Linked DNA regions of Homo sapiens: region 2 is linked to region 1. A link is an interaction called in ENCODE POLR2A ChIA-PET data of the cell type or tissue named here. Cell type or tissue: PC-9. All regions are shown on one strand. Each heading gives the region's core, and the rest is flanking DNA. Links, peaks and the distances in the headings are about the cores only.

Region 1 (8,011 bases), core at 1,545-6,544:
TTAACAATAGGTATTTCTTCCAGTGATGTTGAAATTAAGCTTAAAAAAGAAAGATTTTATGTGCTTGAAGATTCAGGCTTGCATTAAAAGACTGTTTTCAGACCTTTGTCTGAAGGATTTTAAATGCTGTATGTCATTAAAGTGCACTGTGTCCTGAAGTTTTCATTATTTTTCATTTCAAAGAATTCACTGGTATGGAACAGGTGATGTGGCATAAGGTGAGTGCACGGTATGTTCAGATCACAGTGCCTTATGTCCGAATACAGCAATATGTCACCGCCGCAGCCGGGGCGCACGCGTGTGAAACAACACCGAGCTTGAATGTGGAAGTCTTTGAACCTTTTACCAAATCAGTTTGTTTTCTTTAGATTTGTCAAAAAGTTGTAATTTGAATATAAATAATTACTTTAAAATTGTAATGACACTTTTACACGTAAGTGTTTTGTTCTGGGCTACCGTGTCAACGAGGCTGCTTTACAACAGCTTTATTTATTTTTACTTTCATGCAATTTTTTTACACATCTTTTGGTGGAGTAAACTTCACCACATCCATGAATAAACTCTCAGTTATTTTGAAATGGCAAATTTCTCATTATTTAAGTTTGGATCTGGAAAGGACATGACTTCTGAAATAGCCGCTGCTGGGTTTTAAAAGCTGAGGTCTCTCAAAGTGTGGAGGAGACGTTGCCGTCAGGCGGGAGCCAAGTGCCGGGAAGATGTCTATTTTTTTTCTTGTGTATTGAAATGTAAAATCATGATGTTTGTTATGACTGCTGATGCGATTGTTTTTGTAAATTTTATTGTGGCATATACAGTATTGTCATACAGTTGAAGAGAAACAATGTTTCCTAATGTAAGTGCTCTGAAAATGTTGACACTGTATATATATATATGAGGATAGTTTGTTTTTTTTTTGTTTTGGGTTTTTTTTTTTCAGATTGAAAAATTAAAATAGATCCTACTATCTACCATTTTGTTAAAGAAGTTATTTAAAATGCCTTATATTTCAACACCTATCGATTAAAATTCTACATGCAGTTTTCCACTTAGCTATTTCTCCCCAAATAAAGAAGTACATGAATTTCATCTCTTTTCCGGTATCAGGAAAAAAAGTCAGGGTTTAATTCATAAACTCTCTCTCTCCACTATTAAGTATGAATATATGTATTTATTATTTTTATTTTATTTTATTTTATTTATTTTTTTGAGACAGAGTCTTGCTCTGTCGCCCAGGCTGAAGTGCAGTGGCGTGATCTCTGCTCACTGCAACCTCCACCTCCTGGGTTCAAGCGATTCTTCTGCCTCAGACTCCCAAGCAGCTGGGATCACAGGCATGCACCACCACGCCCAGCTAATTTTTGTGTGTGTGTGTATTTTTAGTAGATACGGGGTTTCACCACGTTGGCCAGGCTGATCTCAAATTTCTGACTTCAGGCGATCCACCTGCCTCAGCCTACCAGAGTGCTGGGATTACAGGCGTGAGCCACCGTGCCTGGCTGAGTATGAATATATTTAATTTAAAATTGCCACACAGGTTTTTTGCATGGGTGCTAAGGTATCAAGTTTTTCATTTCCTAGTAGTCCAAATATGAGAGGGAGAGCAAATGTGTATGTTTTCCCCATAGAAACAATAGTGGTTGTGATTTAAGCTAATGGTAATATTTGGGAGAAAGGAAAAAGTCACAAAGCTGCCAAAACAACACAATTTTGAAACTCAGAGAATTTATCAATCTGCTCCTTGTTTGTGTACCCAACACATGAGTGTCTGCAGAGTACATATCTACATACAGGTGACGTGGCACATATATAGGTACAGTCGTGGGCCATGTACAGATGCTTCAGTCAAGGACAGACTGCATATATCACAGTGGCCCCATGAGAGTATCACAGCAGCATTTTGCTGTACCTTTTCTATGTTTACATGCACAAATACCATTGTGTTACAGTTGTCTACAGTAACATGCTGTACAGTTTGGTAGCCTAGGAGCCATAGGCCATACCTATAACCCAGGCATGTAGTGGGCTGCACCATCTAGGATTGTGTAAGTACACTCTATGATGTTCACACAAAGATGAAATCACCTAGGCCAGGCGCAGTGGCTCACACCTGTAATCCCAGCACTTTGGGAGGCCGCGGCAGGTGGATCATCTGAGGTCAGGAGTTCGAGACCAGCCTGGCCAACATGGCAAAACCCCGTCTCTACTAAAAATACAAAACTTAGCCAGGCGTGGCGGCGGGCACCTGTAATCCCAGCTACTCGGGAGGCTGAGGCAGGAGAATCACTTGAACCCAGGAGAAGGAGGTTGCAGTGAGCCTAGATCGCACCACTGCACTCCAGCCTGGGTGACAGAGCGAGACTCCAGCTCAAAAAAGAAAAGATGAAATCACCTAACAACACATTTCTCAATGCATTCTCATGGGTAAGCAACACATAACTATAGGTCACCACGTGTATAGTTATATAGATGATGTGGCATATATCTAGGTGTGTAGGTGACATAGCATATTTTTGCTTTAGAAAAGGGTTTCGGGGCATGTAGAAAGGTACTCGCGATTCCTATTCCTATTCCCGCGAGGCTCGTTCAGCAGAGCTTGGTCTCCCTCAGGCATGCTTGTTCCAGGCTCCTGAGTTGTGCCAGGCACGGCACGGCTCACAACAGGCCTCTCACTGAGGCTTGGCCTTGGAGCAGCCTCTTCCTGTTGTCAGGCTACAACTAACAAAGGCCTGGTACCCTCTTCCAGCGAAGGGTTGGCATTTGTTCCTAGCAAATGGTGAAGGCGTGGCTGTGGTGAGCGTGCTGCTCCTGCTCAGTGCCTTTGTAGGAATAAGGGAAAGTGGCCCTGAATGAGGCCAAGTCTAGTTAAAGGCCACACATTGGTAAATATGTATTGAAGGAGAGATTTGAAGGGAATAAGTCTTAAGTGGTTCTAGATAGAGAAACCCTTGCTGGGTGACCCCCAGGTGTCTGCCCTGACCTCGTCATGGTGAGGCTCAGAGGGACCCCGTGGGCGCTGGCTGCCTGTGCTGTCCCACCCCCGCCTTGAGGCGGAGCTGAGGGCACTTGAGAGGATTGTCCTGAATGTCACCTGGGTGGTGGATAAGGGCAGGTGCATGTCACAAATCAAGGATGTTGGTTCTGTTTCGCATTCTAATCTCTAAGAAGAGTTTATGATGTAAATGTATTGAACTGATAGAATTTCTTAGAACATTTCTTAGGAAGGTTTAGTCTTCTAAACTCAGGGAAGCGGACGGTCTTCGCGGCCAGGGGAGATTCTGTTCCCCAGGGGGGCATTTGGCAATGTGGAAACATCTTCGGTTGTCACAGCTTGGGGTGGGGAGAGGGGACTGCGATGGGCCAGGCCCTGCTCCTCTGCCTGCACCCAGGCCCCCTAGCTCACTCATTCAAGCCACCTCCTGGGCCTCACAGGCATTGGAGGGCGAAAGGCTTTGGATGGGAGCTGCCCCTGGCACACAGCAGTGGGCTCTCAGCCGGGCTGACGCTGCTCTCAGATCAGCTTCCTTCCTTTCCTGCTGTCCCCGTCCTCACCTGTGCCCTTTGGGCCAATGGGGAAGAAGTGGCCGGAGCCGGGCCCTGCACTTGTGGCCGACTTGCCTGAGCTGCAGAGAGCAGAGGAGACACGGAGCGTGCGATGGAGTCTGCGGGGCTCAGGCGCGAAGGCCCAGGAAGGAGGAGCAAAGCTCCCACAGTGGCCTCACTTACCCGCCAGGCAAGGGGAGAGGGTGGCAGTCGAGGAGCCCTCACCTCTGTCTACAGCCCTGCCCCTGGGCACCTCACTCCTGTTTCCAACACAGCCTCCTTCACCTCTGCTCCTGCACACACAAAGCAGAAAAGCTGGAAACCACCTCGTTTTCTGTGCATTTTTAAATCCTCCTCCCCACCCCTTTGAAAAGATCTCCTAAGAGGGCAGCATTTCCAACAGCTTTGAATGCATTCGAGTTGTAAGCCCTAAGAGGTGTCCCTTCCGAATTATGGCCACTATGCCTGGCTGCATTTTTAAACCAAAAATCGAATCACTTCAGTGCTGGGAAACCCTCGCTGCCTAGAGAATCCAGCCTTATCTCCTGAGCTGGGAGATGGAGGCCCTCACTGGCCTCTGCCCACACTGATGCACTTCCCTGCACTCCAGAAGGGTCCCCAGCTTCCACACCTGCCTGCCTGCACCATATCTCCAGATTCTCCATCTAGAGCAATTCTGCTCATCTCTCAAGATCTGAATCAAATATGACTTCTGCTGTGACTCTCCCTCCCCAGCAAACAGATGCCCCCTCCCTCTGTGCTGCACAAGACCCGCCACACACACAGCTGTATTTGTTGTAAGTCACCGTCCCTACCCTACCCTCACTCCCTCCTGGCCAGCGGAGAGCAGTGGTTGAAAGCGGCTGGCATCTGCAGTCAGAGGAGGGTTTGCTGCCCGGCACTGCTGTCACTGCCAGGAAGCTGTTGTGCAATCCCTTACCTTGTTTAGACTGGTTTTTCTCACCTGGCAAGTTGTTTATAGGCAACAGCACTTTGCAGGCTCTAAAGGACCATGTAAATGTTAGTAGCAGTTGTTGTTGACACAGTGGTCCCCTGAGTCCTTTGAGGAGGGTGACCTGTTCATCTCGATGCTCTGAGCTCTGGCAAGGATCCGGCATGTGGCAGGTGCTCAACTGATGTCTGTTCAGAGTCTGGACAGTGGCTGGTGAAAGCCAGCACGTCTATGTGGATCGTGGCGCTGGTGCAGCGTCCCCATCCCACAAAGTTTTTCCCTCTAGATTGCCAGTTGACTATTAAGTTAGAGAGATGCCACATAATCTGCAGTGTTACAGACAAATCCAGAGGTGGCCAAGTGCGCAGACCAACCGCGCACAAAGAATACGACTTAGCCATGTGTGGAGAGAGCTCCTCTTGCCTTTTAGGAGAACGGAGGAAAGTGTCCCAGTGCCTGCTCAGAAAGAAAAACAAGGCTGGCTCCAGGAGCCAGAAGTACAAAAGACTGCCCCTCACCTCCACTGAGGGAGAGATTTGATGAGCTCATTCCTGAGCCTCTTGAAATCCAGACCCACGATTCCCTGATTTTTACTGTTTTAGGGGCCAGATGCTGTGACTCATACCTCTAATCCCAGCACTTTGGGAGACCAAGGGAGGAGGATCATTTCAAGCCAGGAGTTCAAGACCAGCCTAGACAACACAGTGAGACCCATCTCTACAAAAATAAAAAATTAACTGGCGTAGTGATATGTGCCTGTGGTCCCAGCCACGCCGGAGTCGGAGGTGGGAGGATCAGTTGAGCCCAAGAAGATCAGTGCTGCAGTGAGCCGAGATGGCGCCACGGCACTCCAGTCTGGGTGACAGAGCAAGATCCTGTCTTTAAAAAAAAAAAAAAAAAAAAGGCTGGGCGTGGTGGCTAACGCCTGTAATCCCAACACTTTGGGAGGCCGAGGCAGGCGAACATTTGAGGTCAGGAGTTTGGGACCAGCCTGGCCAACATGGTGAAACACTGTCTCTACTAAAAATACAAAAATTAGCTGGGCATGGTGGCACACACCTGTAATCCGAGCTACTAGGGAGGCTGAGGCTGATGCAGGAGAATCATTTGAACCTGGGAGGCAGAGGTTGCAGTGAGTCGAGATCTTGCCACTGCACTCCAGCCTGGGCAACAGAGCAAGATTCCGTCTCTAAATAAATAAATACATAATTTGATTTAATTTAATTAAGTACTGCTTTAGGACCAGCCCCTGGGATAAGTCCTAATCAGAAGTGTCCAGTGGAAAGAGGAGAAGGTGGTACCCCTGGTTCAGAGGAGTCTTTCAAATACAGGCACCAGCCACCTGGCCTGCAATGAGGGGGCTCTCATGAGGCTCATGGTCCACATCATCTCATGACTTTTTAGAACTTCACAAAAGAGATGTTTCCTCCCCAGTCCCTCTGGGCTTCAATACTGATTTATATAACAACTGTTACACTGTGCACAGAGTGCCCTGCTCCACACCAGGCACTGTTCTGGGGGCTTAGGACTCATCTAGGAGGCAGTAAACTCCCGTGCTCAGGAGCTTGCGTTCTAGTGTGGGGGAAGAAAGGAAAAAGAAAAAAATCTTAAAGCAGAGCAATGTAAGAAGGATCTGGAAGCTTTGTTACAGCTGTTTCCTCTCCCTGGAATATTTTCTCCAGATACCAGCTGGGCCAGCTCCCCTGCCTCCTTCAAGTCCTGCTGAAATCTCACCCTCATGATGAGGCCTGCTTAGACCACAGACTATTAATCATTACTACTACTGCAAATAACAGTAATGCAAAGAAAAATAAGGGGAGGAGACCTACCAACCACCAAGTGCTTCTTCCTGCCAGGCACTCAGCCAAGTGCTTTGGACACATGATCTTTTTTAATCTTCACACGTTATCATGAGGTAGTCTTTATTATCCCAGAAATGTTAACTAATTTGGCCAAGTTCATACCACACCAAATTTGAGGCCTTCGAAACAGTCTAATACCAAATCCTATGCTCGTTTTTTGGTTGTGTGTGTGTGTGTGTGTGTGTGTGTGTGTGTGTGTGTGGTTTTGTGTGTTTTGTGTGTGTGTGTGTGTTTTGGTTTTTTGTTGTTTTTTTTTTTTTTGAAAGAAGATCTCGCTGTCACCCAGGCTCGGGTGCAGTGGTGGAATCACAGCTCACTGCAGACTTGACCTCCTGGGCTTAAGTGATCCTCCCAGCTCAGCCTCCTGAGGAGCTGGGACTACAGGCATGTGCCACCATGCCCAGCTAATTTAATGTGGGTTTTTTTTCTTCTTTGTAGAAATGTGGTCTCCCTATGTTGCCCAAGCTGGTCTCAAATTCCTGGGCTCAAGCAGTTCTCCCACCTTGGCCTCCCAAAGTGCTGGGACTGCAGGTGTGAGCTACTGCACCTGGCCATAGCCTATGCTCTTAATCCCAGTTCCAAATGGCTGCTGTGAGCTAAACTGTGTCCCCCCAAAACATATAATGTCATTGTCACCCCTGGTTACTTATGCATGTGGCCTTATTGGAAATTGTGTCTTTGCAAATATATTCAAGTTAAGATGAAGCCGTTAGGGTGGGCTTTAACCCACTATGACCAGTGTCCTTAAGAGGGCAGTTTGGACATAGATGCTGTTTTAGTCCATTCTGTGCTGCTATAACAGAAAACCACAGAGCGCATCATTTATAAACAAGAAGTTTATTTGGCTCACGGTTCTAGAGGCTGGGAAGTCCAAAATCAAGGGGCCATATCTGGTGAGGGCCTTCTTGCTGAGTCATAGCATGGCCGATGGCATCACAAGGCAAGAGGGAGCCCAGGAGCCCACACTTCTTTTTTTGTTTGTTTGTTTGTTTGTTTGAGATGGAGTCTGACTCTGTCACCCAGGCTGGAGTACAGTGGCGTGATCTTGGCTCACTGCAACCTCCGCCTTCCAGGTTCAAGAAATTCTCCTGCCTTAGCCTCCTGGGTAGCTGGGATTACAGGCGCCCACCACCACCCCCAGCTAATTTTTTTGTATCTTTAGTAGAGACAGCGTTTTGCCATGTTGGCCAGGCTGGTCTTGAACTCACGACCTCAGGTGATTCACCCGCCTCAGCCCCCCAAAGTGCTAGGATTATAGGCCTGAGCCACCGCACCTACCCCAAACTTGCTTTTATAAGAAACCCACTCTCAGCATAAGGACATTAATCCGTTACATTCTTCTTAAATGTCCTACCTCACAATGCTGTCACACTGGGGATTAGGCTTCCAACTCATGAACTTCAGGGGACACATTCAACCACAGCAGATCCACAAAGAGAAGAGCATGTGACACTGGAGGCAGAGGTGGGAGTGACACATGCACAAACTAAGAAATACCAAGGACTGGCATAACCCCGAAAGCTAAGGAAGCGTGGAACAGATTCTCCCCAGAGCCTTCAGAGGGAGCGTGGCCCTGCAGCGCTTTGATTTCAGCCTTCTGGCCTCCAAAACTGTGAGAGAATCTGCGTCCCTTGTTTTAAGCCAGCCAGTTTGGGAT
Region 2 (8,011 bases), core at 1,986-6,985, 88 kb before region 1:
CCACATATCATAATTTAAAAATTAAATCAAAATGGATCCTAGGCCTAGTAAAAGGAAAATGTAAAACTTCTAGAAGGAAACATTTAAGACAATCCTCACAACCTTGGAAGAAGAGGAGGCAAAGATTTCTTAGCTAGGACAGAAAAAGCATGAGTCATAATATAATAAATAGGATCTTATCAAAATTAAAAACTTGCTCTTTGAAAGACATGACTAGGAATATGAAAAGGCAAGCCACAGAAGGAGAGAAAATATTCACTATTCACAGTACATGTGTCTGACAAAGGACTTACATCCTAAATGCATTTTTTTAAAACCCATTGTATTATCTAGTTGTGTAAGAGATTACCACAAACTTAGTGGCTGAAATCATGCATTGATTATCTCATAGCTTCTGTAGGTCAGAAGTTCAGGTACAGCTTAGTTGAGTCCTCTGCCTCAGGCTCTTTTGTGAAGCTTGCAATCAAGATGTTGGCCAGGACCAGGGTCTCATCCGAAGGCTCAGCTGGGGAAGGATCCCTTTCCAAGCTCATGTGGTTAGTGGCAGTGTTTAGTTCCTTGCAAGCGGTTAGACTGAGAGCCTTAGTTCATTGACATGGGCCTCTCCCGCATGGCAGCTTGCTTCACCAAAGCCAGCAAGATAGTGATCTGCTAGAAAGACAAGCCACAGTCTTATGTATATAGACAGAAGCTTAATAATGGAAGTGGTGTCCCATCACCTGTGCTGAATACTGTTGGCTAGAAGTAAGTCACTAGGTCCTGCTCACACTCAAGAAGAGGGATACACAAGTACATGAATGCCAGGAGGTGGGGATCATGCATTGGGGGCCATCTCAGAGTCTGCTTGCCATATTCATACAACTCAATAAGAACAAAAACTCTAATAAATAAATAGACAAAAGATGTGTACAGTCACTTCACAAAAGAAAACACATTAATTACCAATAAACACAAAAAGATATTGTCCTCAAGGAAATGCAAATTAAACTCACAGCAAGAAACCTATACACCCACTAGAATGACTAAAATGATAAAAAATGTTAAGAGACCATACCAAGCATTGATGAGGACATGAAGCAACTGGAACTCTCAACCACTTTGGGCAGAAATGTAAAATGGTACAGCCAGTCTGTGAAATGGGTGGTTTCTCATATTAAACACACACCTACCAAATGACTCAGCCATTCTACTCCTTGGTATTTGCCCAAGAGAAATGAAAGCATGTTCCTACAAAGACTTGACCACACATGTTCACAGCTTTATTCCCAATGGTCAAAAAGTGAAAATATCCCACATGTCCATCAACTGGTGAATGAATAGACAAAATGGGGTCTATCCATAGAATGGGATGCTACTTAGCAATAGAAATGAACAAACTACTGGTATACTGAGCGACATGAATGAATGGCAAAATAATTATGCTAAGTGAAATAATCCAGGAGCAAAAGCACATATACTGTATGATTCCATATACACAAAATTCTAGGAAATATTTATAGTGACATAGTGATAAAAAGTAGATCAGTGGTTGCCTTGAAGAAGGGGTGAACCACAAAGGAGCATGAGCAAACTTTTGGAGTGATAAAAAAATTTTCTCTATATTTTATTTTTTTAATTTTCTCTTTAACATTTATTTACTTTTTAAATTTTATTTTTCCATAAGTTATTGGCATACAGGTGGTATTTGGTTACATGAACTTACATGAGTAAGTTATTTAGTGGAGATTTGTAAGATCCTGGTGCATCCATCACCCGAGCAGTATACTCTGCACCATGTTTGTAGTCTTTTATCCCTTGCCCCGCTTCCGCTCTTCCCTCCAAGTCCCCACAGTCTATTGTATCATTCTTATGCCTTTGCGTCCTCATAGCTTAGCTCCCACATATCAGTGAGAACACACAATGTTTCGTTTTCCATTCCTGAATTACTTCACTTGGAATAATAGTCTCTAGTCTTATCCAGGTCATTGCAAATGCTGTTAATTTATTGCTTTTTATGACTGAATAGTATTCCATCGTATAATTGTACTGATGATTTCATCCTAGCTCATCAAATTGTACACTTGGAATAGAAATCGTTTATTGTTGGTAAATTACACACAACAAAAAGGGACACTACAAATCATTCTTTAAAGGATTTGCATTATGAGGTATGAAGGTCCTGCTTCTCCATTTCCTTGGCTCTGTGTCTGCAGTTCACTCTAATCCACCATAAGTGGCTATGTAACACTGTGGATAGTAAATGAAGACCACTGAAGTCTCCAGAATGTAGAAGATGTGGTGGAGGCATTAGTGGGTCCCTTTAATTTCAGCTGGAATATTGTACTTCCTTTTGATCACGTTATGTAGAGCAGAACTGAAGTGGAAGTAGTCTGTCTCAATCATGTTTGTAATTTTTCACCAATTTAGGAATAGAGCTTCCACCCAATATGGGATTTAAAGGGGCTGAAAAACAGTTAACAGTGATCTGTTCTAGAAAGGGTTAATGAATAGGTCAGTTGCAGGGGAGGGAGCAGAGAATAGAAAACAGAGACTGCCTTGTGACACTATATCATTCTGTACATTGCATTCTAATATAAATACAACATATTTCAAAGTTTGTGACTTGGCTGCATTAAGAATTGAAAGGTTAGATGAACTTGGTGAGCATTACTTATTTTTTTATTTGCAATGTATTATAAGACAATACTAAGAGTTATCAACCTATAAGAGAATATAAATATTCCGCTCCCAATAACTCATGTTAAACACAAAGCTAATAATAAAATATTTTGATTGGCAAAAAAATGGATTTATTTGTGAAAGGCAAGAGATGTATGCATTTCAGACTGTAACGAATGAATTTGAAGGGTAGCAAGGCAATCATGCTGATTCTCCATGTTCCTTGAGCTCCTTCTTCATATCTTCTATGCCAATTTCTAGTCATGCTAGCACATGTTCGTTCAACAGATATTTTATTAACCAACTACCCTGGTTCTGGGCACATAGCCCATATTAAGTAAGTATTTGCTGAATGAATGACTGTCTTCAAAAGCTTACCATTGTCTCCTATTTTGGAAATTCGAAGATAATTTAACATAGAGAATCCAAAGGACTTTTTGGGTTAATCAATTTTCTTCACCTTTTGTTTAACAATACTTCCTTTGAAACAGGTTTTCAGCTGACTTGAGCTGGACAAATTGGTTGCTACTCTCTCTGAAAAGATACTGTGGAATAAATTATCTTTAAAGAAATCATGAATGTTAGGGAGGAACTAATATTTATAGCATCTGAAATTGTTATTCAGAAAGCTGTCAAAATGAACAAAACCTTCTCTCCAAATATATTGATTAAAAGCAATCAGCAGAATTAATACACTTCTTTTTGGGGAGTGGGGTGGTCTCAGTTTGTTGCCCGGGTTGGAGGGCAGTGGTGTGATCACAGCTCACTGCAGCCTTGAACTCGTGGAGTCAAGCAGTCCTCCCACCTCAGCCTCCTGTGTAGCTAGCTGGGACTACAGGCATGAGCCACTATGCCCAGCTACCTTTTGTTTTGTTTGTTTGTTGTTTGTTTGTTTGAGATGGAGTCTCGCTCTGTCGCCCAGGCTGGAGTGCAGTGGCGCGATCTTGGCTCACTGCAAGCTCTGCTTCCCATGTTCACACCATTCTCCTGCCTCAGCCTCCTGAGTAGCTGGGACTACAGGTGCCTGCCACCATGCCTGGCTAATTTTTTTTTTTTCTGTATTTTTAGCAGAGACAGTGTTTCACCGTGTTAGCCAGGATGGTCTCGATCTCCTGACCTCGTGATCCACCCGCCTCGGCCTCCCAAAGTGCTGGGATTATAGGTGTGAGCCACCACGCCTGGCCCCTTTTTTTTTTTTTTTTTTTTTTTAAAGATGGGGTCTCCCTATGTTGCCCAGGCTGGTCTCAAACTCCTGGGCTCAAGTGATCCTCCCACCTCAACCTCCCAACATGCTAGGATTACAGACCGAGCTACTGCATGTGGCCAAGAATTAATACTCATAGTGTTGAATATATATTTGAGATTTTTTTCAAATTTCTACACTACTTTTAAAAATCAATTGTCTTCCCTTAACAGAAACTAAAATTGGCCAGGTGATGTCACTCATGCCTATAATCCCAGTGCTTTGGGAGGCTGAGGCAAGAGGATCACTTGAGCACTGGAGTTTCAGACCAGCCTGGGCAACATTAGCCAGGTATGGTGGCACGTGCTGGCACTCCCAGGTACTTGGGAGGCTGAGATGGGAAAATCACTTGAGCCCAGGAGTTCAAGGTTACAGTGAGCTATGATTGTGCCACTGCACCAGCCTAGGTGACAGAGCAAGACCCAGTCTCTTAAAAAAGAAAGAAAGGGCCGGTTCTGGTGGCTCCTGCCTGTCATCCCAGCACTTTGGGAGGCTGAGGTGGGTGGATCACTTGAGGTCAAGAGTTTCAGACCAGCCTGGCCAACATGGTGAAACCTTGTCTCTACTAAAATACAAAAAATTTGCTGGGTGTGGTGGTGTGCGCCTGTAGTCCCAGCTACTTGGGAGGCTGAGGCAGGGGAATCACTTGAACCAGGGAGGTGGAGATTGCAGTGAGCCGAGATCGTGCCACTGCACTCCAGCCTGGCAACAGAGCGAGACTCCATCTCAAAAAAAAAAAAAAAAAAAAAAGGAAAAAAGAAGGGAACAAAAAAGCTGAAATTGTAGGGTGGTGGCAAGAGCTGGCAAAGCTCTCAGCCAGTATCCATGCCAGGATCTCATACTGCCAGCGAACTTTGGTCCTCAGATAGAATCTATTACAATAAAAACTACCCTGCCATCATTTCTTGGCACAGTCACTTTTTTTCCTTCAAAATGTTAATTCCAACACTAAAGGGAAAGTGACTATAATGATTTCCAAACAGCAATGAGGTCCAAGGGAAGCATGAGTAAATTGAGTGAAATAACTTCTAAACCCATTTATGCTACTAAAATCAACTGTTTCCCTACCAAGTTTTAATGGATGTCTGAATGAACAATTCATTTCACTCAAATATTTTTTGAATGCCTACTATGTGTCACACACAGGCAATACAAGGATGATGAGTCATTCGTTCCCTTCAGAGAGCAATGTGGGACTCAGAGGAAACAGAAAAGTAAATCCCAAGCCAGTGTGTTAAATGCCATATGGAAGCATGTGGGTTCAGAGAAGTAATTAACCAGGCAAGTTGTGAGAAAAGGTCGTGAATCGGGGAAGGAAGGAAGGAAGGAAGGCGGTGGGGGAAGGAGGAAAAGCAGACTGAAAGAAAAGAATCGGGAAAGGCTTTCAGAGAAAGATTGATCTGAATCTTTAAAAATAGTAAGAACTGGCCAAGGAAAGGAGGAAGAAACAAGGAGGCCAGAATGCTCAGAAACCCTTACAGCAGGGAGTGTATGGTCTATTCCAGGACAATGCCTTAAGGTTTAGGTGTGGGGTACACAGAGGGACATGGCAAGAGAAGGTGAATAAATGATCAGGCCCTTCCCCCCAGCTCAGGAGTTTGCCAAGAAAATCCTAAAGATTGCCGAGAGCCACTGAATGGTTCTAAGTTAGTGAATAATAAGTCTGTTTTGTTTTTGTTTTTGTTGAGACAGAGTCTCACTCTGTCACTCAGGCAAGAGTGCAGTGGCAGGATCTCAGTTTACTGCAACCTCCGCCTCCCAGGTTCAAACAATTCTTGTGTCTCAGCCTCCCAAGTAGCTGGAATTACAGGTGCATGCCCCATACCCGGCTAATTTTTGTTTTTTTCATAGAGACATTGTTTCACCATGTTGCCCAGGCTGGTCTTGAACTCCTGACCTCAGGTGATCCACCTGCCTCGTCCTCCCAAAGTGCTGGGATTACACATGTGAGCCACTGTGCCTGGCCAAGACTACATTTTTAAAATGTCACTCTTATCAGTCAGGGTTCTTCAGAGAGACAGAGCCAATAGGTGATAGATAGATGATAGAAACGGATGGAGGTAGGTAGATAGATAATAGATGATTGATTGATTGATTGATTGACTGACTGATAGATGGATGAGAGGGGATTTATTGGGGGAATTGCCTCATGGGATTATGGAGGCTGAGAAGTCCCACAACAGGCCATCTCCAAGCTGGAGTCCCTGGGATGCAGGTAATGGTAGCGTGGCTCAGTCCAAGTCTGAAAGCCTCAGAACTAGAGAAGCCAGTGGCGTAATTCTCAGTCCAAGGCCAAAGGCCTGAAAACCAGAGGGCTGCTGCTGTTAAGTCCCAGTGTCAAGGCAGGAGAGCCTGGAGTTCTGATGCCCAAGAGCAGGAAGAGGAAAGTGTCCCAGCTCCAGGAGAAAGAGCAAGGAAATCCTCTGTCACCTTTATTGTTCTCTCCAGGCCCCCAGCTAATTAGATGGCGCCCGCCCACACTGGAGGCAGATCTTCCCCACTCAGTCCACTGACCCACATGCCAGTCTCTGGAAACTCCTGCACGGACACACCCAGAAATAATGCTTTACCGGTTGTCTAGGTGTTCCTTAATCCAGTCAAGATGACTGGATTCAAATTTAACCATCATAGGCACTCTGGCTACACGGAAGGAAATAGACTGGAAAGCGGGCAAGACTGGAGGAGCTCAAGCTGCCCGGCTGGCCAACCCTGAGAAAATGGAAGCCTGAAACAGGGGAGGTGTAGCAGGGATGGAGACAAGTGGGTTGTCTCAAAAGAAACCAAGACGGCAAGACCCAGAGGACTGGGGCACAGTTTTAGATGAAGTGCATCTGCGTTGGTGTAGAAAACTCCAGTGGAGATGATGGCAGTGTGGAGCTCAGGAGAGGGCTGGGCTGGGACTGAGACCTGGACATGTCAGGCACAGTGGTGGGTTGGAGCTGCCTGGAGAATGCCCAGTGGGAACGGGAGCAGAGTGCATGTGCAGCTCCTGTCCAGCATCCAGGGGGTTTCACGTCGTTCTTTACTCTTTGGAGGACGCCCTTGCAGAGCAGAGTGGAGCTCAAGGAAGACAGCAGGATGCACAGAAACTAAGAGTTCTGTATGCTAAATTATTCAGGAGCTCCTTACCCAGTATTTGAGGTTGATTTATTTCTTGCAGGAGCTATTTAAGACTTCTTTTAAGAGGCAGAGCAAACTCATATCCGACCTCTGTGCGTAAAGGAGTGCTTTTTTGGCAATTGTTTTATGATTAAGTTTTCAGGCTGAAGTTTTCCCTTCTGATAGTCATTCAAAATACAGTGTTTTGCTGCACCTGGGCACAATTATGTAAGACACAACTTAATAATTTAGCTTTTTTTTTTGAGACAGAGTCTCACTCTGTCGCCAAGCTGGAGTGCAGTGGTGCAATCTTGGCTCACTCCAAGTTCCGCCTCCTGGGTTCAAGCGATTCTCCTGCCTCAGCCTCCCGAGTAGCTGGGACTACAGGTGTGCGCAACCATGCCCGGCTAATTTTTGTATTTTTAGTAGAGACGGGGTTTTCACCATGTTGGCCAGGATGGTCTCGATCTCCTGACCTTGTGATCCGCCCGCCTCGGCCTCCCAAAGTGCTGGGATTACAGGCATGAGCCACCATGCCGGGATAATAATTTAGCATTTTTTACCAACCAAGAAGTCACACTTGTGATGGCTCCATGTTTCTCAGGCATTCTCTCCATAAAGTCCAACTTGGGTCCCTCTGTTCCCTCCCACCACACTAGAGTCCAGTAACCTCAGACTGGCTGATGTGATATAAATGGAAATGTTCCCTGTGGTGGAACTGTGCCAGGCTGTTAGCAGAACCCAGTTCCTCCCTGCCATGGTTGGCCCATTTTGTTCTCCCTGGGGAGATCGGTCTGGATTATCAGGAGGGTTTGGGTGGTGGATTTGGTCTGTTTTTGCTACATCAAACATCCCTGATGCTGATGGACTGAGAGAGGAGTCGGTGTCACAAGTGCACGCCCCTTCCCTTTGCTTGCATGACATTGCCCACGCCCTTCCCCTCCCTTCGCCTCTTCTCCCGGCTTTCCCTGCCTGCCTGAAACAGCTAAAATTAAGTCTGGCATAAGTCTG

The links. ChIA-PET counts read pairs that join two places held together with the same protein. Peaks named below come from ENCODE experiments on the same cell type or tissue, not always from the same donor. Only the 100,000 strongest peaks of a DNase experiment are listed, where the experiment ranks them.
Region 2: POLR2A ChIA-PET joins it to region 1 with 5 read pairs; 2 of 35 experiments call an interaction of 5 or more read pairs at or near these places.

What each region holds. Positions count from the first base shown.
Region 1 is chr7:151,549,084-151,557,094 of GRCh38, reverse strand. It overlaps PRKAG2 (protein kinase AMP-activated non-catalytic subunit gamma 2), which reads left to right. Exons shown (of 16, transcript NM_016203.4): 16 at 1-968. Among named protein-coding and RNA genes, the nearest start is that of RHEB, 33 kb to the right of the region's middle. In PC-9, for the core only: no CTCF peak of the experiment used is centred there; a DNase peak (open chromatin) is centred at 4,494.
Region 2 is chr7:151,637,885-151,645,895 of GRCh38, reverse strand. All of the region lies in intron 4 of PRKAG2 (protein kinase AMP-activated non-catalytic subunit gamma 2), which reads left to right. Among named protein-coding and RNA genes, the nearest start is that of RHEB, 120 kb to the right of the region's middle. In PC-9, for the core only: no CTCF peak of the experiment used is centred there; no DNase peak of the experiment used is centred there.